3 separate regions of the Mus musculus genome follow, and regions 1 and 3 are each linked to region 2. The links are chromatin loops, found by intact Hi-C in ENCODE. Cell type or tissue: left cerebral cortex. All regions are shown on one strand.

Evidence for each region. Hi-C counts contacts between places; a loop is a spot of excess contacts. Peaks named below come from ENCODE experiments on the same cell type or tissue, not always from the same donor. Only the 100,000 strongest peaks of a DNase experiment are listed, where the experiment ranks them.
Region 1: it touches region 2 in a loop (7-fold over the local background); 5 of 42 quality-filtered maps call a loop at or near these places.
Region 3: it touches region 2 in a loop (2.9-fold over the local background); 7 of 42 quality-filtered maps call a loop at or near these places.

What each region holds. Positions count from the first base shown.
Region 1 is chr17:47,193,855-47,201,854 of GRCm38, reverse strand. It overlaps a transcript of Trerf1 not described here. Among named protein-coding and RNA genes, the nearest start is that of Trerf1, 32 kb to the left of the region's middle. In left cerebral cortex, no CTCF peak of the experiment used is centred here; DNase peaks (open chromatin) are centred at 4,963, 5,353, 6,358, 7,791 and 3 more places; H3K27ac peaks cover 3,124 bases.
Region 2 is chr17:47,136,417-47,144,416 of GRCm38, reverse strand. Gm41589 (a long non-coding RNA gene) reads left to right here and starts at 4,718. Exons shown (of 3, transcript XR_876847.2): 1 at 4,718-5,169. It also overlaps a transcript of Trerf1 not described here. In left cerebral cortex, a CTCF peak has its summit at 4,412; DNase peaks (open chromatin) are centred at 3,917, 4,498, 4,868, 5,141 and 5 more places; H3K4me3 peaks cover 5,187 bases; H3K27ac peaks cover 4,470 bases.
Region 3 is chr17:47,323,684-47,331,683 of GRCm38, reverse strand. Trerf1 (transcriptional regulating factor 1) reads right to left here. Exons shown (of 17, transcript NM_172622.3): 8 at 7,030-7,096; 9 at 4,822-4,961; 10 at 4,580-4,683; 11 at 2,591-2,666. Among named protein-coding and RNA genes, the nearest start is that of Mrps10, 41 kb to the left of the region's middle. In left cerebral cortex, CTCF peaks have their summits at 3,537 and 5,177 (motif pointing right); a DNase peak (open chromatin) is centred at 7,427.

The DNA of each region.
Region 1 (8,000 bases), 57 kb before region 2:
CGGGGGACTTGAAGAGCCAGGCACGTGTAGGGTTATGGTAAACTCTGAAACCCACAAACCATTTAGTTCAGAGGACCCCGCTAGAGAATCTTCAATTTATTTTATTTTATGTATATGTATTTTGCCTATGTGTATGTCTCTATACCATGTGTGTATCTGCTGCCCATGGATGTCAAGAGAGGATTGAGGGCTCCCTGGAAGTGGGGAGCTGACATGTGGGTGCTGAGACTCAAACCCAGGTCCTTTAGACGAGAAGTGTCTTAGGGTTTTACTGCTGTGAACAGACACCATGACCAAGGCAATGCTTTTTTTTTTTTTTTTTTTTTGGTTTTTCAAGACAGGGTTTCTCTGTATAGCCCTGACTGTCCTGGAACTAACTTTGTAGACCAGGCTGGCTTCAAACTCAGAAATCCGCCTGTCCCTGCCTCCCGAGTGCCTGGATTAAAGGTGTGTGCCAACATCGCCCGGTGGCAATTCTTATAAAGAACAACATTTAATTTTTACAGGTTTAGTCCATTATCACCAAGGCAGGAACATGGCAGCTTCCAGGCATGTATGATGCAGAAAGAACTGAGAGTTCTACATCTTCATCTGAAGGCTGCTAGCAGAATACTGGCTTCCAAGCAGCTAGGATGAGGGTCTTAAAGCCCACAACCACAGTGACACATCTACTCCAACAGGGCCACACCTTCTAATAGAGCCACTCCCTGCGCCAAGCATGTACAATCACCACAAGGAGTCAGTGCTCTTAACCACTGAGCCATCTCTCCGGCTCCCAGAAAATCTCTACCTAGTTACGAAAATTCCCAGCTCCACAGAAGCACTCACCAAAGGAGGCCTAGAAAAGAGCTGCCTGACCTAAGAGATGCTGCTTAGACAGGCTACAGCCGTCCAAACTACTAAAGACTGCCTAGACTAGAAAAGCTTGACTATACAGTATTCCAGGAACACATCACATAACAACATACATGATCTGGCTCCAGTTCTGTAAGAAAACAACAAGCAGGCAAGCAGAGTGATGCACGCATGCGTGGGAAAAATCACTGGGCCAAAAAAATCCAAGATCCTGAAAATGTCAGAGTCTGAAGAGTAGTGACGGACATCTGTGCTTTCTTCCCATTCTCTTCAAATATGCCCCAACTTTTATCTAACTTATTATTATTATTAATATTATTAAACAGTAAATATTGGGTCTGTTTGTTTGGTTTTGGTTTGCAGTGTTAAGGAACAAGCCTTGCACATGTCAGCTATAGCCCTAGGCCAGACTTTTTTCTTTTTTACATTTTTTAATTAACAGAGCACACACATAGAGGTCAGAGGACCCCATGTACAAGTTGCTTCTCTCCTGTCACTGTGTGTCCCAGGGATTGAACTAAGGTCAGCAGGTTTGGTGACAAGTACCTTTATCCATGGAGCTATCTCTTTAGCCCTAGGCAAGATGATTTTTTAAGGCAAGGTTTGTAGTTCTGGCTGGCTTAGAACTCACTATGTAGACCGGGTACTTGAACTCAGAAATCTACCTGCCTCCCAAGTACTGGGATTAATCTGGGCATTTAAAGGCCAAGAGGACTAACTAGGAAGACTCAATGGGGTAAAATCTTGGAAAAATGCCCTTTGGGAGGGACAGTGTAGATACTCAGATCTCTACAATGTCCAATGTCCCCAAAGAGATAAGTCAGGCCTGTTTCCGAGCCTGTGTGTGTGTGTGTGTGTGTGTGTGTGTGTGTGTGTGTGTGTGTGTGTGTATGTATGTATGTATGCATAAGGATGTGTGCCTGTACACACATGTGCAACACACACACACACACTTGCCTCATGCCATCCTCAGCAGGCTAGCCCTCCAATCTCCTATCCCACTTCGCCCCATCCAATGGAGCACAGAGCCAAGTAAGGTCAGTCAAGGAGGCATGGATACCCTCCATGTGTACACAGCCCGTCAAGGACTTCACAAACGTGAAGCCACACACCCAGTGATTCTAAAACACAGATACTGCTAACACCATTTTATCGAGAGGAAACTGAGGTTCAGGGTCCCCCAGCGACCCTGGGGCCCGGAGCTGGGAGTGCAGCTCCAAGTGTCAGCACATCTGTCTGCAGATGTTTTGTAGGCCTGGAGTAGCCCCCTCGTCAGCTGCAACCACGACTGTAACAACGTAAAATAACAAGTTCTCGGCAGCTTTCACTTAGATTTAGGTTGAAAGTGAAATGCTCCGCCAGTCCCAATTTGAGAACATATAAATATGAATATTTAATCACTAAAAAAAAAAAAGTAAGAAAAGGAAAGGGGGAGGGGAGGCAAAATGCTCAGCTCTTAGCTCAACCCTCATTCAGTGAGGCAGAAATAAAAAGTGAGCCAGCCCCCAACACATTGTGCTTTAATGAAAGCACCGAGCCGATCTTCACTCCCACCCACCCCAGCCCACTTCGTTTAAATTTAGGCCGCCACCAGGCACACTGTACCCAACCGCATTGTCGCAGATGAAGTCATGAAGTCCTCAGCTGGCGCGCCCACACCTGTGTGAAGGAAACCGGGGCAGGCCGGGCACATGGGGCCAGCCTCCCTGGGCTAAAGGGAGGTCTTTATGGGAGAGGGGACACAGTCAAGTCTGTGACCTGGTTCAGCCTTGTGGAGCAGTGACCTTGGGATAGCCAGCTTTGCCTCTCTGGGTCCCAACCAGTGTTCTATAAAGTCAGGGTGACTACAGGGATGGCCAAGTCCATCACAGCTCAAGGGGACTCCAGCCATCTGATGGAAGGATACCGTTACTCCACACTACAGAACGATAGCAGCCCACGAGCTGCCAGCTGCGGCTGCATGCGACGGCATGACTGCAGGGCTGTCCTCCTTCAGCTCCGGACTTCCATCAGTGTTGGGCTGACAGTCTGAGGGAGAGGCTTGGGAAAGGGGATTTCACAGCCAGGTCCAGCTCAACCAGCCTTGAGTCCTTGATCCTTCCCTTCTGAGGAATGAAACCCGAGGTTGTCCTCTGGCCTCCACACACATAAGCACAGCACACACACACACACACACACACACACACACACACGCACACACGCACATTCATACGTGTATTTATTATTTTCTGTCATTTTTCCCTCTTGGAGATTTAGTATATCTAGTCTTTCACTTTTTCTTCTTTAGAGCAGCACCTTAGCCCAGGCTGAACTTAAAACTTACAATCCTCCTGTCTCTGCCTTCCTCCTTGCATTTCACTTCATTTGCTTATTTAGTTTTTGGGGTTTGTTTTGTTTTGTCTGGACAGACGGGTATAGCCCAGGTCAGCCTTGAATTCACTGTGCAGTCACGGCTGGTCTTAAACTCCTACTAATCTCCCTGCCTCTCCGGCAAAGTGCTATCATTACAGCTATGCCCCCAACACTCTCAGCTCCTGATGTGTTAAGTGTGATCTCATTAGAGAGAAGGGACAGGAAACTCTCCCCAGTCTTCTGGGCAAAGCTGAGGCACGACAGGCAAACAAGCTAGCTGGACTTCCCCGAAACCTAGGTGACATGGCCCTTGCTAGTACCCATCCTCTCACACAGAGGCACTGAACACCCTGGCAGAGGAGGATAAAATTAATATGGAAAATGCACAGAGAAACCCCACTTCACGGTAGAGGGCCAGGAAGCTACTCAATGCTCTGTGCTGTTTGGCCAGTGTGTAGTTCCGATCCTCTGCAGCCGATGGACACTTTCCAAGCAGGCTGCTCCCAGAACTATGTACTGAGGACTCCACGGGTATCCAACAGCCAGGTCCCAGAGAGCCAGAGAAAGCAGGTTTTTCAGGACAGAAGGAAGCCAAGCCCCTTGCACGCCCTGGGGTGCCAACACAGAAGATGGGATTACTCAGACCATGCAGACGTCCCGCACACTGACCCCAAATGGATAACTAGAACCTGAGAACATGCAAATGCATCCACATGCCCCACCCCCCACGCCCCACGCATGGCCATCAAAGCCCCAAACGCTGACCCTCAAGAGGCACACTGTTTAAAGTGAATAAAAACGAGATACAAAGACCACACTAAATTATCCAGGCTACAGCCCAAAGAGGAGAAAATGACACAAAGACAGAAAATACTGTTTACTACTTATTAATGTTTGTGTTCGTGTGTTTGTGTGTGTTTGTGTGTGTGTGTGTGTGTGTGTGTGTGTGTGTGTGTGTGTGTGTGTGTACGCCACCCCAAGGGCAGTCTCAGATACCTCTCCTGGCTGTTGTGATTTCTGAGATGGGATCTCTCACTGGCCTGGGCTTGGCTGATTAGGCTAAGCTGGTGACCGCCCCAGGGGTCCTTCTGGCTTTACTCTCCTAGTGCTCACATTACAAGCATGCACCACCATACCTGGCTTTTTACACGGGTACGGGGACTCAAACTCACATCTTCATGCCTGCACAGTAAAGACAGGCACTTAGCCACCAGAGTCACACACCCCCGCCCCCCAGCACTTAGCCACCAGAGTCACCCCTCACACCCCCTAGCACTCAGCCACCCGAGTCACACACCCCCGCCCCCCCCAGTCCCCAAAAATAATAAATACTTTTGACAGAAGGCCAAAGGACAGCTGACATACATAGTAACTAAAATAATGAACACTGGGTCCCGTCCCTTAATAGCACTGTGACCTCAGCCCCTCTGAGCTTCCTCACCACCCCCCCAAATGAGTGTCACCGAGAGTCTATAATTTGAAATCTCCTCATTACGTTTCATAAGAAAACCCACAAACTGATTTCCTCAGAAGCCAAGGATGACAGGAGGAGAATTTTTAAGTCCCCTGAGCACTGGAGCGACCCAGACCTGGGAAGAAGAAGCCAGCAACAGCACAGGCACAGCATGGGTCTCCCTGTTCTTCTCTGGGCCCCTGAAGCAAGAGAGAGGTCCTGGAGCCCCTCTGGGCCACCTCAGAGACAGTGAGAGCTACTGAAAAGCTCCAGGCACCTGGCTTTCTCTTTTCTTTTTTGTGTTAGAATCACAGACCCCAATATAGCCAACAGAGATAGAAGAGCTCCCTGCTCTTGGAGTCTAAGATTAACCAAACTGCAGGAGAGGCTGCAAACTAAATTTACATGGGATGGGGGAGGGGAGAGGAAGGAGCAGAGGACATCTTTGGGGAAGAAATGATGACTAGAAATTAGGCCTGAGACCTCCTGAGGACAACACCTCATTGTGGTGAGAAAGTGTTGTGATATAGCCTGGGTGGCATCCCTAGACGGGCGTTCTGTAGGATGGCCCTTATCAGGGTCGAAAGACAGGACAGAGGTACTACGCAGCCAGACCCTAGAATTACAACAGTTGTGCTGTAGTTATCAAATGCTTAGGAAGTTTCAAGCACGCACCACAGCTCCTTTCTGCCAGGCATTTACCTACCTGACTCAGCCCTCTGCTCCAAAGTTCTCCAGACTCAGGCTACATCCTGGGATGAGGACGCCTCTCACCTCACTCAGCAGCCAGCCACTGCTCACTCCTGGACCACGTGGACTTCCTCCCTTCCTCTGTGCTGGGAATCAAACCGGGGGCCTGCTGTGTGCTAGACCAAGTTCTTCTACCTCTGAGCTTTAGCTGCAGCCAGCCCCACGGCATTCCTTTGTCCAATGAAAATTCGGATGTGCTCAAGAGATAGTGATCTAGACAGTCCCCCAGCTCAAGAGTCTGTCTCCATGAGAAAGGAATTAGCCACCATTCAGGCAAAGCCTGTCGCTACTAGTTTGTGTAGGTCATGGGTCAAGAGACACCTGCTTCTCTGCTGAGCTCAGCGGCATGCCAGGATTGATACCTGGAGGGTCCTCCAGAAAGAGTGATGCTGACGCAACGGCAACAAAGTATCAGAATGTTTTGAGGGCTGACAATTAACTGAGAAAAAGAAACTAGAAAACAATTCCCTGTTAAGCTATATATTTTTTTAAATCCCTAGGAATAAATTTAACCACAAACATGAAAGATTTATATATGGGAAACTACAAAGCATAAACAAAAGAAATTGAAAATATAAACCAATAGAGATAGCCCATGTTCGTGGATTACAACTGCTCCGGGGCCAGTGAGTTGTCTCAGTGGGTAATGCGGAACCTGACAACCTGAGATACCCAGAACCCCCGTGGCAGGACAGAATTAACCCCAACGGGCATGCCCTTGTCCCTCAGGAAACAAAGAAATATGTTACGAAAATGTTGTAAGAATTTAATACTGTTAAAATTTCTGTACTGAGGAGTCAGCACATGGCTCAGTGGTTAAGAGCACTGGCAGCTCTCCCAGAGACCTGGGTTCAATTCCCAGCACCCACATGGCAGCTCACAACTGTCGTAACTCCAGTTCCAGAGGATCTGACAGGCTCACACAGACATGCAGGCAGGCAAAACGCCAATGCACAAAAAACCCTGCTAAATCTTTTCAAAAACTGTCCTGAGCCAGACACGGTAAGAACGCCTACCTACAGTATCAGCAGTCAGAAAGTTGAAAGGGGAAGGTGCTCCTGAGACTAAGTGTTCAAGAGCAGCCTGGGTGATAAAGTAAGGCCATCTCGAAAAACAACAAAACCAAAAACAACTCATAGTGCTCATTGTGTCCAATGCAGTCTCAAAGTCATTCTTCACAAAAATGGAAAAAAAAGAATAAATCCAAAATTTACAAAGAATTACCAAAAATACTAACCAGTCGGCATGAGCACTTATTTTCAAAATATACTATAAAGCCATAGCAATCAAAACAGCATGGTACCAACATCGAAATGGACACACCGCCTGAAGCCCAGAGATAAAGCCAGCATCTATGGCCAATTAATTTTCCACAAAGACGCCAAAGACACACAGTGGTGAAATGATACTGTCTTTAGTAACTGTTCTCAGAAAGACGGGGAACACATATAGACAAAACGAACCTTTCTCTTAAAAATACATACATACATACATACATACATAAATGGAGAGGAGGACGAGAAATGAGAAAGAGCAGAGCAGGAAGAGGAAGAGGAAAAGGAAGAAGAGGAAGGGGGAGGAGGCAGCGGAAGGAGGAAGTGGAGAGCAAGGACTAGAAAGAGAAGTATGAGGAGCGGTGGCCCCACCCCTGTTCCCATGTGGATGTCAATCAACTCCGCCCCCTCCCCCGCCCCAATCCCATGAGCCTCAGCGTCTCCCTCCATTCCGGCTGCCCTGTTAGAATCTCAGAAGCTCCACCTTTGAGCAAAGAGGGCTCCTCATAGAAAAACTGCTGTGTTTCCCGAGGCCCAGTTATTTTCCTGGGGGTTCTGTTTTTTTTATGGTGGGTTGTCTTTTTTTTTTTTTTTTTTTTCAATCCAGAGGAAGAGAAATGAAACGGAATCTGTAGAATTTTTAAACATAAAACGCAAATGAAGAGGAAGTGTGTCCCTCTCACGGGTTTCTTCATTAAAGCGACAGTTGAGTTTCAGACATCAGAAAACACTTAGACATCCATTCCCCCGGACATCAGAGATCAAGTACAGGGCCCGTCGCAGCCGACGAGCCTGGTCATCGCTCACGACCGAGGGAGCAGGGCAGCTGGGCTTGCTCATGGGCCTAATGCCACAGACTGAATGCAGAGGACACCAGCATCGACCCACACCCAGGAAGGAGGCCAGACCTTCTGAATGGCCATGACGTCAAGATTCTCCACTAATACACGGGGAGCCAGACATGGTGGTAGACAACTGTCATGCCAGCCCTCAGGAGCCAGAGGCAAGAGAATCACCACAAGTTCCAGACCAGTGGGAGAATATAGTAAGACACGGACTCAAAAATCCAAAAACAGGGCTGCGGACGTGGATCAGTGGGTAGAGTGTGCGGAGCGAGTCAGGGCTGGAGTTCTGATTCCTGGAACCCACATTAAAAAGCTGGGATGTGGGAGCCGGGCGGAGGTGGCGCACGCCTTTAATCCCAGAACTTGGGAGGCAGAGGCTGGCGGGTTTCTGAGTTCAAGGCCAGCCTGGTCGACAGAGTGAGTTCCAGGACAGCCAGGGCTACACAGAGCAACCCTGCCTCGAAAAACCAA
Region 2 (8,000 bases):
AACTACTAAATATAAACAATTTTAGCTCTTCTCACCCTATCAGCCTCTTGGCAAATTCTTCTATGCACCACCCCACCCTGCCTAGGGAGAGAAAAACAATACTTTGTGTTCTTACGATAAACCCATACATCAAAAAAGAAAGAGAAAATTCTAAATAAGCTTTGTTTTCCGTGTCTGCACATTTTAATATACGAGGCACGGAACACAACACCCTCTCCTCTCTCCCCTCTTTATAATTTAAACTCTGAACTCAACAAATAGCACAGGCACAGGCCGGTTAACAGAGTGCTCTCTGCACAGCTGCTAGACTGACTATTTCCACAGTAAGCTTCTGTCAATGCTCTCTGATATTAGCACATGCCTGCTACGTGGATGCCTGCTTACCAAGCTGTGAAAAGACCCACGTTCATTCTGGAACCTACAAAATTAATCTTCTCTGTGCCTATAATGCATAAGGCAAAGGCGCCTTCCCTCCCTCCTCCTCTCCCCCCCCCCCAACATGTCAGGCTAGCTTCTAAACAATCAGTTGGCGAAAATGGACATGCCTGAAAGGGCGGGGCCCAAAGGGGTGTGTCACTCCGGGTATCAATTCCTGTAAATCAAATCCTGACAATTGTCACAATATTATAAAAAGAATGAATTATGATTCTTGGGCCTTCAAGCCTTTATTACCACGAGAACATTCTCAGTTGAATGGCGGAGGGGGGGGGCGCTACTGTGACTTGATTAATGGCCAAAAGCGAGACAATAAAATAAATGTTAAGAGGGGGAAAAAAAACCCATTCTTGGCTCCCAGGTTAGACATGTAAATAATTCCACCCTGGAATAAACACACATGAGGAATTCTTATTTACTCTCTGAGCGTATACACCCAATCAGACTCAGCCAATAGCCCAGTTAAAGATAACAGCTAATTTGTTTAGCTAATGCCTAGTTGGGAACATGTGATAGGTGGCACTAAGATTTCGAACTAACTCAACTCTCAATCTGCCAAATATTAATCCCTTGATCCTGAAGCCTGATGGGAGGAAGGAGAGAAGGAAAAACGGACTGTTTATCAGTAACATAAGGGGGTGGTGGTGGTGGTGGTGGTGTTATTATTTTGTTTTGTTTTTTAACCCATTTTCCCTTTCTAAACTCAAAACCTGTTTACAGAACTCAGGAAAGCTTAACCGACTTTAGTTAACCTCGGTGTTGGGTGGTTATGCCATATCCCTACTAACCAGTTCCTGGCCAGACCCCCTGGTGCTCAAATTCTCCTGGCCAAGTTCAACTCCCCACACCAGCACCCATCAAAGTTAAAGGATCTGCAGAACCCAGTAGGCTGCGAGCCAAGAAAGCGAGCAAGGAGAGGCAAAGACTGCTGGTTTAACTAGCTAAGTGCTGGCTCCTCCAAGCATCTTGTCGGAGTGGGCTACAAAGCACACTTCCCCACAGAACTCCTTGAATGAGAAGTACCGAGGGTGCAAGCAAACGATTGTCACTGCCTGGGACAATGTAAAACTCCTTTCTTTCTTTCTTTCTTTCTTTCTTTCTTTCTTTCTTTCTTTCTTTCTTTCTATTTTTCTTCTTCTTCTTCTTTTTTTTTTTTAAATCACCTCGGCTGCCTGAGGAAAAGGCCAAGGAAACTGCTTCTCCCAGGCATGCTCTGCTGACGTCTTGGGCCATGCCTGAACTGGTCATGTTGAAGCATGACTTCCACACACTTAGCAAGACAGTCCAGGACCACGAAAGACCAAGCACTGACTACAACACAAACACTTCACTTACCAAAGCAACATTTGTCTGAGGAGTTTGACAGCAAGCTGACTCTAACCTGCCCGGAACCCCAAGGCATATTTTTTTTTCTTCTTTAACCCAAGGATGGCGGGCTGCAAGCTCCAGCCAGGCGCTGGCCAGAGGCTGCCTACCAGGTGCTGTCAGCCTGCCTCCGTGGGTAAAACCGTGCTTTGGTTTGTAATTTCTGCTTCTTCAGCCCACCAGCAGTAACTTCCCAGACTCACAGACTGAAGTTGGGGAGTGAAGAGGCAAGTTCGCCTGCTTATACACTTCTCCCACCTGGGTGGCCACACTTACTTCTGGGGACTACCCAGCCCCCACAGAGCCCGCAGACTCCCATATATACACATATGTATCATGTCAAAAACCCCAAAAGACACATCCCTAGGGTCCTGCGGTTTCTTGGCTGGAAGAATGGAGGCTTTATAATATACCAACCTTCAATTTCAAACCCACCACCGACACCCTTTAAGCTGGGGTTTGCCAGTTACACCGCCCACCTCACCCCTCCCCCTTTGCTGGGATGCTATGAGCCCGGAGAGGGAACAGGGAAGAAGGCGAGCAGGGAAAAGGCCCTGCTAACGTACTGAAAGTAAAGAGGCCTCGGGAGACTTGTCTTTCTGTGTCCCCCGCAGGCTTCCCTCCACACTCCACCCCCATCTTCTTACGGAGCATCCCTCCTCCCAACTATTTTTTTTTAAATGAAACTTAATAAGCTTTTCGCCTACCTTGGCTGTTTCGGCAACAAGTGCCTGGGCAATCCGACAAGACGACCAATCTCCACTTGGGGGGGTGAGATGGGGGGCGAGCCGAGCTGATGGAATAATTTCAATATTAATTTATGTCAGCCGCCTTCTCGCAGCTACTCATTTACAGTACTGCCCTCAGCCTGTAAACAAATATCGCTCCGCCAGGAAACATACTCCCCAGATGCAAGCCCCTCTCCCCAAGCAGGGAACCTGGCCCCTCGCCCCTCCCTCCCACAGCACGGCCCCCTCCCCCCTGAGTCCCGGGTGGGAAGCTCAGGGCTTTCTAAAGCACCAACTCACCACCTTCAGCCACCACCCCAGCAAGAAACTTACTCGGTCCGGTCTACGCCTCAACCCTCCCTCCAGGAAATCTCCTCTCCATATGTATTCAACCTCCCCGCAGGAAATCTGCTCCCCCCTCCCCCCTTCTATATACATGCACACCCCCCTCCTCCTCACGCGCCCTCCCCGGCCAGAAACTTACTAGCTAGCAAGCAAGCGTGCAGGCTCTCTCGTCCTTGGAAACTTACTCCCAGATACAGCACCAATAGCACCCCTCTTTCCCCCCTCCCCCAGGCCCTGCTCCCTTCCTTGCCCTCCAACTCCAAACTCTCCGCATCCAGCCACTCTCTCCCTCCCCGGTGGAAATTTGCAGCGCCGGGCTGCGCGCGTGCATCCACCCTCCTCCCCTCCAGGAAACTTACTCCCCATCTGCATGCACCGCCTCTCAGCCATCGCATAGAGGGAAGGGGGTGTGCTGGGGAGACAGAAATACATATGTATCTCTCGCCCCTCCCCCGGCCGCAGCCCACTCAGGGCCGAGCAGCGCTAACCTGGCCTTACCTTTTTGCATGGCCCCCTCCCCGAGCCCTCCGGATCCGCTCCCCAGCACCCCAACCCACCCCTTTTCACCCATCACCCACCCCTAGCAACCGTTCCTAAGCTCCTCTCGGCCTTTTTTTTTTTTTTTTTTTAAATCCAGGATGCAAATTCCTCCCCTGTCAGCAAATCGACTGTCAAATTATTTTCTTGCAAAAGGAGAAAGGCGGGGTGGAGTGGGGGGGGGGGTCAGAAAAGGGGGGCAGACAGGCGGGTAAAAGAGGGAGAGGGACAGAGGAGGGGAGAGATATCCCTCCGCAGAGCTGGGGCTGGCGGCGGGCGGGGAAGCAGGAAGTAAGGTGTCCAGCGCGGCGGGTTCTCCGCCGCGGCCCCCGCCCGCCGCCCCTGTCCCCCGGGGCGCCGCGCTCCGGCAGGCGCGGGCCGCCCGGTGCATTGTTCGCAGCCTTCCCCTAGCCGGTGCACGGACGACTTTTTTTTTTTCTTCTTTTCCGCGCTCCGCGTAGTGTATACGTGAGCTTGCACCTTTTGTAAGCTGGCGAGTCTCTGAACTGGAGAGGATGGGACCACGAGCCTAGGACCTGTCAGTCCCCGGAGTGTAGCAGAGACTCGGATCCCCGGAGGGGGTGGGGGACTCGAGGCCCCCTTGGAGTGGGAGGGGTGGGAGAGCAGCTTGGTGGCCGGGAAGCTGCCGCCTTCCCACTCCGGACCCATTGCAGGATTGCTTCCTGCGTCGCAGTCGCGGTTATTGTAAAAGGCGCGTTGCAAATCTAACGACTCGGGCTGGGAGATTTTTATTGTTGTTTATTTAAGGATTTGCAAAGATACCAAGATCCAGGCAGGCTGCAAAAAGGACTGTGCCTCGAACCCTCACCAACACCACCGCATCCCCCGGTCTTTCTAGGGCCTGGGGGTGCTCCCAGGAAGGGATCTGAGGGTTCTGGAGAAGCTCGCGCCTCCATCCTCTGCCCCTTGGGGGCGGGGAGCGGTCTCCATCTCCGCTGGGTCTGGGAGGGATGTTGCCTAGGAGAGAGGCGGGCAGGAGGGAGGGAGGAGAGGAGGGGGCGCGGGTGCGGCCCTGCGTCCGCCCCTCGCCGTGCGCCATGACTGTGGAACGTGGTGCCGGGGAGGAGGGCCCGCCGCCGGGGGGCCGCCCGGGGCTGCTCGGCATTGGTTGCAGAAACCCGAGCCCTGAAGTCGCTCCCCCTCCTTGGGTTTGTCTCCTCCTCCTGCTCTGCGGGGGAAAACCGCTGCACCCAAACGGAGAGCAGCTGCGAGCAAGGGGGCAGGGCGCCGGCTGGCAGGCTAGCCAAGGGTTCGATCCCCCCTGGGGCGGGGGGGGGGGGGGGGGCCGCTGGCTGGCCTCGGAAATGGAAAGGGATCTGAACAAGACCTCGTCCTGGGACTGCAGATCAGTCCAGGTGCCACGACCTTAGGCCAACATCCCCGGCATCTCCAACCATCTCCGTACTTCTTTTCTAGTCTGAGGAAACGTGCACCAAAGATAGTTCAACTAAAACAGCCACCCGGCGCGGAGATCTAGACTTCAGTGTTGGAGGATCTGTAGGACAACGAGGGTTTTTTTTTTCCCCACGAGGAAAAGTTACACCATCCTTTCCCTCCCCTGTGTGGAGGAATCGTGTGCCCTTTTCTCCTCAAATCTGGCGCGAGATAAGCCACTGTCCCTGACCCATCCCACCCCCACTTGGGCTCCGGGTGTGGACAGGGCGGGAGAAAAACTATATGGAAGCTTAAAGCATGAGGTCATGGGTTGAAGAGGCTGCTGCCAAAAGCCGCGGAGGTGGTGTGTATACGCGTGTGTGTGTGTGTGTGTGTGTGTGTGCGCGCGCGCGCGCGCGCGTGCGTGGGTGGGTAGGTGGGTGGGTGTGTTTGGAGGGGTAACGGTTCTCCATCTTCAGCACTGGAAAGCCCTCTCATCTAATCCTATAAATTCTAAAACACCTGAACCAGGAAGACCCTCTGAAAGAAACAGAAAGAGGCTTGGGTCTATTTTCTCTCAGTGACCCTCTGGCCCGGGACCCGGTCCTTTCGACTAAGCAAAGAGCCAAGGACAGCGAAGAGGAGCAAAGCTTGCTCACCCTTACCTTGCCAATCCTCTGCTTCCATTAAGACTGCCGCCCTTACTAAGACACTAGTGTCCCACACTGCAGCTTACCGTAACCTTTTAAACCCTGCAAGTCCCTCCTGGTTCTGAAGCAACCCCACCCGCCTTGCGCGGGGAGTGGGGTGGGGTGGGGGGCGTAGTTCATCTCTGCAGCCCTCTCTTCCTTCAGTCAGAGCCTTGCCACTGCTCTGTTCCAGAGGGGGGTGGCCTCCCTAACCATTCACCTACCTGATTTTACTAGACCTTCAGTGTTCCAGTCCACTTCCCCTATCTCCAAGAACCCTTCTAGAAGTTACACCTTCATCTCTGACTCCCTGGGATTGGCGGGCCTTTCTCCAGACCTTCTAGCAGCCAGGCTATCACGGAACTGGCCCTAAGGAAGGCCCTTTGCTAAGCTTGAGAGCCACCACTGCCCCAGGGCCTGACGGTTCCCTGAGCGAGTTGGCTTGGATTCCTCTAGAGACCATGGAGAAAGCATCGCCCTGCCTTTCCTACAAACCTGAGTCTCTCCACCTCCAAAGGTCAACACTCACACCCACAGAGCACCAAGAGACAAAAGGTCTCCAAACAAAAGCTCCTCCCTGGGGCAGATAAGAAACCCTAACAGATAAGGAGTTCCAGGCTGCAGAGTTAAGTAACTGGCCCCGGGTCATAATACAGACCTTTACCACCCAGGTTTGCCGGGGCTCCTAGACCACAGGCTGCAGAAGGCTGTGGATTTGCTTCATGCAACTACACAGCCACCTTAAAAGACCACGCTTTCAACACACCACGCTTTCTTACTTGGTCCACAAGTTCACCGGGAGCAGAGAGTGTCCCTGAAGAGAGTTAGCCCAGAAGATCTAGAGCAAACTCAATCTCTCTCTCTCTCTCTCTCTCTCTCTCTCTCTCTCTCTCTCTCTCTCTCTCTCTGTCTCTCTCTCTCTCCCTCCCTCACACACACACACATACACACACACAGGAGAAAATTATGTTCCCAGAATCTGAAATTATTTAAGCAAAATTATCTTTGGCCCAAATGATTGGAAAACACCAATAAAGATAATAGAAAGACCACAATGAAATCATTTTTAAAAAAAAAAGACTTTTATTTGTTTTATGTGTGTATGGTTGGAACATGGAGGTCAGAGGACCACTTGTTTGCAAATGGTTCTCATCTTCCACCAAGTGGGATCCAGGGACTGAACTCGAGTCATGAGTCTTGGTGGAAGGTACCTTTACTGACTGAGCCAGCTCACTGGTCTTGATCAAGGAAATCAACTTTTAAAGGCGATCTGCTGAGTGACATACCTGACCCCCTACAAGCACTGTGACTTTCTGACGGTTTCGGCACAGCTCTGCAATGAAACTCAATCTGTATTACCATATACTCAAGTTGTGGTTGGTTGGTTGGTTGGTTGGTTGGTTGGTTGGTGACAGGGTAATACTATGTAACCCTGGCTAGCCTGAAATTTTCTGTGCAGCCCAGACTGTCCTGGAATTCACAGAAATCCACTTCCTATGCCTCTCAAGTGCTGGGATTAAAAGCATATGCCACCACACCCTGATAGGATTTTTTTTTTTAATGACTCAAAGGGTGGGAGAGATGGCTCATGGGTTAAGAGCATTGATGCCCTTTCAGAGACCTGGGCTCAATTCCCAGCACCCAGGTGGTGTTCTAGAACCATCTGTAACTCCTGTCCCGGGTACCCAACACCCTCTTCTGATCTCCACGGCTCTGCCCACGTGTGGTGCACTGACATGCATGGAGGCAAAACATCCATACATATAAAATAAAAACAAAATGAAAAGACAGAGAGAGTCAGAGAGAAGATGGCTACTATCAAAATATCAGGTCTTTAAACTGAATTGAGCTGGGTACAGCCTGCCCTCTGGAGATTGAAGCCGTTGACCACTGTACATTAGTGGAAGTTTTGTCAAAGCTGTTAGGTCTTGATTGTCAATTCTCAGCACTAGTCCTCATGGTAAAACTTGCTTAAATGTAATTATTTCTCCTCTTCCTCTTCCTCTTCCTCCCCCTTCTCCTCCTCCTTCTCTTCCTCCTCTTTCTTAGGCTTAATTCATTTCCATGGTGCCAAGTTCAAATGAACAACCAGAAAGTCTCTTCCTCACACTGTCCCCATCCACTCTGTTTTCCCTGAGCAGAAGCAAGAAAATTCACAGGTGGAAGATATGCCTAGCTGTCTTCCAGCGGAGGCCGTGCAACACTCTTTGGACACCTATTTCAGTCTTTATAACCAGTGCTCCTTTTCCAGCCTTGGCAGAGCCACCACCCTACATACCCACACACAGACACCACACACACACACACACACACACACACACACACACACACACACACATACACACACACCATACACACACACACACACACACACACACCACACACACACATACACACCACACACTACAGACATACAAACACACACCATAGACACACACACAAAGTCCTATTCTTCTCAAATGTTTAGCCTCATACAGGTTAAATGGTTGCCTGAGCATCTTACATT
Region 3 (8,000 bases), 190 kb before region 2:
AGGGTAGGTGTTCCAACGAGGGAGAAATTGAGCTGACCGTCCAACTGGGAGTAATAGAAAGGCTCTGGGCACAAAGGCCGAGGCAGGACAGGGCTATGATGGGACAGGATTCAGTGACCCCCCCCAGGAATCATATACAGGGGGTTTCAGAGTATGGCATGGTGGCTGGGACAAAAGATGTAACGAACTCAGTTATCTCCCTTTTTTTGTTGTTGTTGTTGTTTTTGTTTTTCGAGACAGGGTTTCTCTGTGTAGCCCTGGCTATCCTGGAACTCACTCTGTAGACCAGGCTGGCCTTGAACTCAGAAATCCGCCTGTCTCTTCCCATGTCTTGATAGGCAGCTGTCAAAGATCTGGAATTGTATCTGACTTCAGGGACCAGTGTCTTCATCTGCTCACAACACTAGAATATTCTTGGAGGCTTGGCTTGTAATCACTTGGAGAAGAAGGCAACTGACTGGTAACCCCCCTCTTCGGGTCTCCAAGGGCTGAAATGATTTCAGAAAGCAAGAGTTTTTCCTAAGGTATTTGAGAGGGAAGAAGTTGGGGGAATGGATAATCTAGCAATACTCCATCCGAAAAGCTTAATGGGCCTCAGCAGACTTTCAACATTCTTGGTAACATTTTCATGTTTTGTTTTGCTTGGGGCTGGAGGTGCTCTATCCCATGGCTTCCTGGTCTTTTGTGTCATGATGCACATAAAAAGTGCATAGTTCTTGTTTACCACACTGGGAACAACTGGAGAGGATCGTGTCCTGGATGAAGAGGCTCACTGCTGGCCACAACCAACCCCGAGGTTCTGTTGAGGCGGTGTGACCTGCGGTTAAGCCAGTGGCTGGAAGCTTCTTTCAGCCCACACGAAGCTCCGCCCACTATGCAGAGGAGTTTGGGATCTCTCCTGGATGCTGAGGATCCAGGAAGTTGGGAGGGCCTGCCAGGGTTTAATGGAACAGCATATGATGCTAACAGCATATGATGCTGGGGATTAAGAAGCAATGAAACTGTTTGCACGTCAGATCGGTGAGCTCCCACATCGTTGGACCCACACAAGTGGGGGAGATGATGAAGTTGGCTCCTTGGGCCCTGGTTACATGATGCCTTTAACTTAAGTGTCCATCTCCGGCTTGTCTCTTCCATGTGACTGCTGTCAGCTGAAACTGACCCCCAGGTAGGTGTCCTTGGGTATTCCTCATACACAACTTTGAGGGTTTTCTACTTGGTGACAACAGGTGGCGCAAGCCAACTCACAGGATGGAGGGAGAGACAAAAGAAACCTTCACATTTGGGCTGCGTTTGGTTGTCTGGTGAGGGACTGGAAGGAGTGTTAAGGGGTCCCCAAGACCATACATTCAGTATCTACCAAGGGGAGGTCTGCCCAAGGCACCAAAGAAACCCTCAAATGATACAAATCAAGGGGCAGTGGCTGGAGAGACAGCCCAGTGGTCTACAGTGGATACTGAGCTTGCAAAGGTCAGGAGACTGGCTTTGAGCACCCCTCACAGGTGACCCAAACTTCCTTCAAAGTTCAGCTTTCATGCATCTCGCACTCTCTTCTGGCTTCTGTGGGCAATGTAATAATGTGCTCTTGAGCACGCACAGGCAGGCAGGCAGGCAGACAGACAGGTAGACGAAATTAAAAATAAAATCTTAAAAAAAAAATCAGGCTGGAGAGAAAGCTCAGTGGTTAAGAGCACTGACTGCTCTTCCAAAGGTCCTGAGTTCGGATCCCAGCAACCACATGGTGGCTCACAACCGTCCATAACAAGATCTGATGCCTTCTTCTGGAGTGTCTGAAGACAGCTACAGTGTACTCACATATAATAAATAAATAAGTCTTTAAAAAAAAATCAAGGGGCAATGAAAGACCCAGTCATTCTGAAGTAGACAAACAAGGCAGGACTGGGGAGAAAGAGTGGATGGGTTTCCAGTTAGTGGAACCTCCATTCATGGCCTCATTTGCTGTCCTCAGGCTCCTCAACCTATTTCCTTCACACTCCATTTAAATCTAAAGCTGTTTTCTACTACTATGACTACTACAACACACACACACACACACACACACACACACACACACACACACACCCTGAACACACGCACACATGAAGTCTTTCTCCTGGCATTGAAATAGCCTTTTCTTCCTTTCCTTTCCTTTCCTTTCCTTTCCTTTCCTTTCCTTTCCTTTCCTTTCCTTTCCTTTCCTTTCCTTTCCTTTCCTTTCCTTTCTTTTCTTTTCCCTCTCTTCTTTCTTTTTCTAATTCAAGTCTATAGAAAGCCTAGGGCCTTGAGGAAGACCCGAGCCCACCTTTACTGCCTCCAAAGCCACGGGCTGCTAAGAGTGGCCTGCTCTGTGTTGTAGCCTTGGTGGCTCTTCCCTCTGATGCACAGGTCCCACTGCCTGGTGGGCAGCCATCGTGCACCATCTCCCAGATCTTGGGACATTCACAGGGGCAGGTGTTTACACTGACACGTGCCTAGCAGTGTTGGGCTAATGGACCCAGTGTTATCTACTTGTTCAAACAAATGACACAGAGCCAAACGTGAGGTGCCCGCTCTTAGGAAGCGACAGCGCCTGGGTATCCTGGCAACCTACCGGCGTAGTGGTAATTTGCTAAAGGATGACATTTTAACCTGACTGGCTTCCGCAGCAGCAGCATTTCCAGGGTAGCCTGCGGGGTCAGAGAAAAAAGGCGGAAGTCAGTCTATGTGCGAGTCTCACAGGAAAGCAGGTCTAACACTAGAGCAGAATGGGGAAGAAACCCAGGGGCAGACGATGCTAATGGGAATTTCCTTCCAGTTTGGCTCCAACAGGACTCAACATCTTAACTCCCACCTCCTCCGCCGGCCCCAAGATCATGCCTAAAGCTAGCTGGTGACAGCACAGAATATATAAAGGGCAGCTGTGAATTGAGTACTCCTTCGGAGAGACGGGGCGGGGTCTCTTGAAGGGAGGCGGATTCGCGGGGGCAGGGTTTGGAGACAAGGAGCGGGTGGTCAGTGACTGCTTTATAGCCAATCACAGCTCTCTTTATCGCTGGATAAAAACAGCTGTATTAAGTAATAAGTGTACCGCATGCTGTCCTTCCGGACTGTCACCCAGTGTCACCCTTCAGATCTGCCTCCTGCAGCCGTCTTGCGTACATGTCTGTATTCGTGTGGGTCCATGTATGTGTGTGCATGTGCAAGCATGTGGGCATGCGGAGGTCAGATGACAAGCTGTCACTCATCCTTCATGTGCTGTTCCCCTTGTATTTGGAGAGAGTGTCTCTCAGTGGCTTAGAGCTCACCAAGCGGACGAGGGCTATGTGACCAATGAAACCCAAGGATCTGCCTGTGTGTGCCTCCCTCCCGGCACTGCAAATACAAGTTCACTGCACAAAATCCATGTCTGTATGCATGTCTGTGTGCCTGGCACTCATGGAGCCCAGAAGAAAGCACCGGATCTCCTCGAACTGGAGTTACAGTCAGTTTGAAACGGCCACACAGCCGCTGGGAATCAAACCTGGATCCTTTGGAAGAAGAGCTCCCCCTATAGGTTTTAAAAGAAAAGACAGCAGGAGCGTGGATGGGTTTGGGTTGAGGGAGACAGGAAAATCTTGCTATTCTAAGTCCACAGGTCAGAAGCCTCAGCAACCTTTAAGGAGCTGCTTAGAAACCCAGGACCTCTGAGCTGGAGAGATGACTCGGAGATTAAATAAAGCATTGGCTGCTCTTCAAAGGACTCAGGTTCAATTCCCAGCCCCATAAGGTGGCTTACAAGTTACAAGTTACAGGGCATCTGATGCCCTCCTTCTGGCTCCACGGATACTGCACACAATTAACATTTATACACATAAAATAAAAATAAAGGAAGAAAAAAAGCGCGCGCGCGCGCGCGAGAGAGAAGAAAATCCAGAATCCCGGGCCCCACCCCCATCTGCTGACTCAGCACAAACACCTTAGGCAACATCCCAGTGATTTACGTATGTTGCTGAAGGTTCCAGAAGGGCACTGGTCCCAAAGGCAAGCATTCTATATCACACGTAAAGTATTGGCACATTTGTTGTTGTTGTTGTTGTTTTTTTTTTGCATTTCTGTAAAAATCTAAAAGCAGGAACCTGATTTCAGTACTAGAAGAACCATGCCCTTCTATATAGAAGGGAAACTGAGGCTGGTGAAGGCTGACCAGACAAATGGTCAGCGTTGACTCTGGGAAGATGGCCCCATGGTTCTAGTTTAGGGACATCGAGTATCCCTAATGAAGGTCCCCAATGTTCAGAACTATGTTAAAGGTAGGAAAACAGAACCGCTAATGACAGAGAAAAGAGGTCTGGAGGCATCCAGGTTTGTCTGATTTCCACAGCGGGAAGGACCTGGAGGCTAGTTCTCGTTTAATTCAAGCTTTTCTTCCACCTCCGTCATGGTGAATGGAGTGAAATTCTCATTTCCTAGAACACACGTACCCCTCATTATAATTTAGTTACAGAGATGCCAGCAGGGGTCTAAGTGGGGCTTTCTTTGCTGGAGGCCTTCCTGTCTGGACCTATGCATTGGGTTAATGCATCCACAAAGCCCCCATTCCTACCTTTCCTAGCTTCCTTACCATCACGTCACCTTTGGCCTCAAAGAGAGAGTGCAAAGCAAATTCCGAATTGGTTCCTCCACCTGGCAGCGCACTGGAACAACACAAATTCAGAAGATTCTCCACTGTTGAGAATAAGAAGTCATTGTATCAGAAATGTTCAGTGTCACAAAATCCCACACCCATTCTGGGGCCAGATGTTCCTGTTAGAGAACATCTAAGAGAAGCCAGCTTTATCCCCAGCTCCTCCTAAGTGCCAGTACCTTGCTGCTGGAGGGCCTGGTTTTCCAGCTCAGGCCACGGCTTCCATACCAGTGTGGCCCTGTGTGTGTCCTGAGCCAGGGCGGAGACGTCTTGCAGTTCTGGGATCTCTGCTTGGAACCTTAAGCCAATGTTGATGCGTCTTAAAAGAAAAACAGTATGGTCTTCAATGTGACAGCCTAGACCAGGGGCAACTGTCAGGAACTGCAAGTGTCAGGGAAGCAGTTTCTTCTGCTAGAAGAATGCCAGAGCAGGGCCCTCCAAGTCCAGGCATGGCCCTTTTCACTGGTAAGAACAGCTTTAATATTGGTGTTTAGGTACACTGTGTGAAGGCGTGTCTCTGCACATGCAATTGTTAATTTTGTACCAGCAGAGGGCTTGATACCGGCAAGGACTTGGTCTGGTTATTTTTTTTTTTTTTAAAGATTTATTTATTTATTTATTATATGTAAGTACATTGTAGCTGTCTTCAGGCACTTCAGAAGAGGGGGTCAGATCTTGTTACGGATGGTTGTGAGCCACCATGTGGTTGCTGGGATTTGAACTCTGGACCTTCGGAAGAGCAGTCGGGTGCTCTAACCCACTGAGCCATCTCACCAGCCCCGGTCTGGTTATTTTTATGTCCTATCACCAGTGTCATATTTTGTAAATATTCATTCTTCCCCATTTGCCTAAGACAATCTGGAATTGTATCTGATTGGCTGTAATAAAGATCAGATGGCCAGTAGCCGTCAGGAATCAGACATGAGAGTTTCATCCAGGAGACACAGAGGTGAATGGTTGCATGAGAGTGGAGCAGAGAGATAGGCCTGTCCACGTGGCGGGATGCAGTGTCAGGATTAGTTGGGTTAGAGTAGTCGGGAGACGGCCCAGCAAAAGGCTGAAGCTTTACAATATTTATAAGGCTCAGTGTCATTTATATCATTGGCGGGCTCAAGTTAGGCCTGTTAAAGTTGGGGACCTGGGGAAAGGCAAGAGGAACAAGCAGTCTGACTTCTCAGCTTTCAGCCTTGCTAAGGAAACAGGAATGGAAGGACAGCTAATTCCAAAAGAGGAGTTGCCAAGGGCATGGCTAGAGCAAGCCACAGAATGAAGGGAGGGGGCTAGGTGTGGGCACCAATGTAAAGTATGTATCCCTTCCAGACTATGTTTACATGGATATGCCATCTACACCATCTACGCTCACTAAGACCTGGGGTCCGAACAAGGCTGTAACCATGATTCCCTTTCAAGGCACCAACAAAGGCCTCAAAAAAAAAAAAAAAAAAAAAAAAAAAAAAAAACCGACTCAGTAAAAATCAAAACTAGAATGTGGCAACTCAAGCTTTTTGATTCTGGACTCTACAAAGCTCCATCCCATGGCCTCTTTTCACTCCCTTCCATAGTAAAGTAGCGTCTCTTTTATCTACAGCTTTCTGTGGTTTTCAATTACTCAGGGCTCACAAACATTAGCTGGGATACTTAGACGAAATTAATATGGAAGGAAAATATTAAACTGGAAGATCCAGAAATAAATAATTCTGTAAGTGCTACTTTCGTGCTATTCTAAGTAACGGGATGAAATAGCAAGTCAAGCCACTTCTACCCGCCTCAGATGCCTACCTGGTAGTCAGCTGGGATCTATATAGTCTACGATAGATCACTCGATAGTCTATCTACTTTGATAGACTCTGTCTCAGTTATCAGACAGGTGGTTGCGGCACTGCAGGGCTAATACGCAGGGCATGGTCCTATCAGAGGTTTCCGGTGCCCTCTGGAGGTCACACCGCCAATGTGTGTTGTGGATACTGTACCTCTCACTGATCATGAAATGATTCAAATACTCAACAAGCCCATTTGGAAGACTGGCCAAGAGTCACAGAGGGGACATGGGAAAAAGAACATTCAGAAGGATTCTCTTCTAGTTAAGCACCTTCAAGAGAGAGAGGTCACAGTGCCACTGGGGATATGAATGTGGACGAGTCTAGAAGCTGACCTGTGGGGGTAAGGATGCTAGATTGTTTGAATCTAGGGTTTCACATTTAGTCACAAGTCTCTGAAATACTAGCAGCTATAAGCAAATGGTAGGAAGGAAGCCACAATCCTACGTTTCCACAACTCTCCCCTCTCAGTGGCCACTGAATACAGAAATACTGACTGCCCTTCTAGAAGCCCCCAGACCTTTTCTTATCTGAAGCTTATGCTCTGAAGAATAATTGGTTATTGCTTACGGTTCAACATCCACAGTCTGCTCTCCAGGTCCTGGGGTGACTGTCACATTGCTGCCATCGATGCTGCCTGAAACACAAATGCTAGAGTTTACCAGACAACAAGAAAAAAAAAAATCCCAAGAAATGAATACAGATTGAAGTTAGCTGATCAGTGATTAGCCAAAAATAACAAAGCTCTCCTCCTACCCAATTCATATCAATTTCCAGAAGATATGATGGATTCATGAGGTTCTTTTTCTTTCTGTCTCTCTCTCTCTCCCTATCCTTCAGCCCCTTGACAGGGTCTTGATGTGTAGCTCAATCTGGTTTTGAACTTCCTATCCTCCAGCCTTAAGCCTCAGCCTCCACAGTGCTTAGGATTACAGGCCTTAGGATAGCCATTTCTCACACTGTGAGTTAAAGCTGGCTGGCTAAGCTACATGGTTTCTAGGCAACCAGAAAGAAACCTAGCTACAAAGATCTCTCATCTCCCTTTGGCCCCCTCAATATCTACGGAGGAGATGGGGTTTTCCTGTGCTGCTCAGGCTGGCCCTCAACCCCCCCCCCAATCCCTTCTGCCTCAGTTTCTATAGTAGTTGGGGCTACACTCACATATGGCCTACAGGGTTCATGATGGATTTTTTTTAAAGCACAGTAAATATTAAGATTTACTCTTGCTAGTAATAGCTGCCATGTGTATAACGGCTAAATATTTATCTTAAGCATCTTTTTTGACCATCCAAAGCAGTCTTAGAGTGCACATTTCCCGTTTTCTTTATCCCAAAGACACTCTCTCTGACTCGCTTCTCTCCTCACACTGCTTCCCTCGAGTTACTAAATGCGATGATGCGGAGTCTTTAAGACCACCTCGCATCGAATGTGGTACACATAATGGGTATTTCACAGAAATCCGCGGGGTAAACTAGCCAGGTGAAGAAAGTGTGACTCCCCACCCACTCAGGGTAGTATTCAAATCGACAGAGGTTGACACC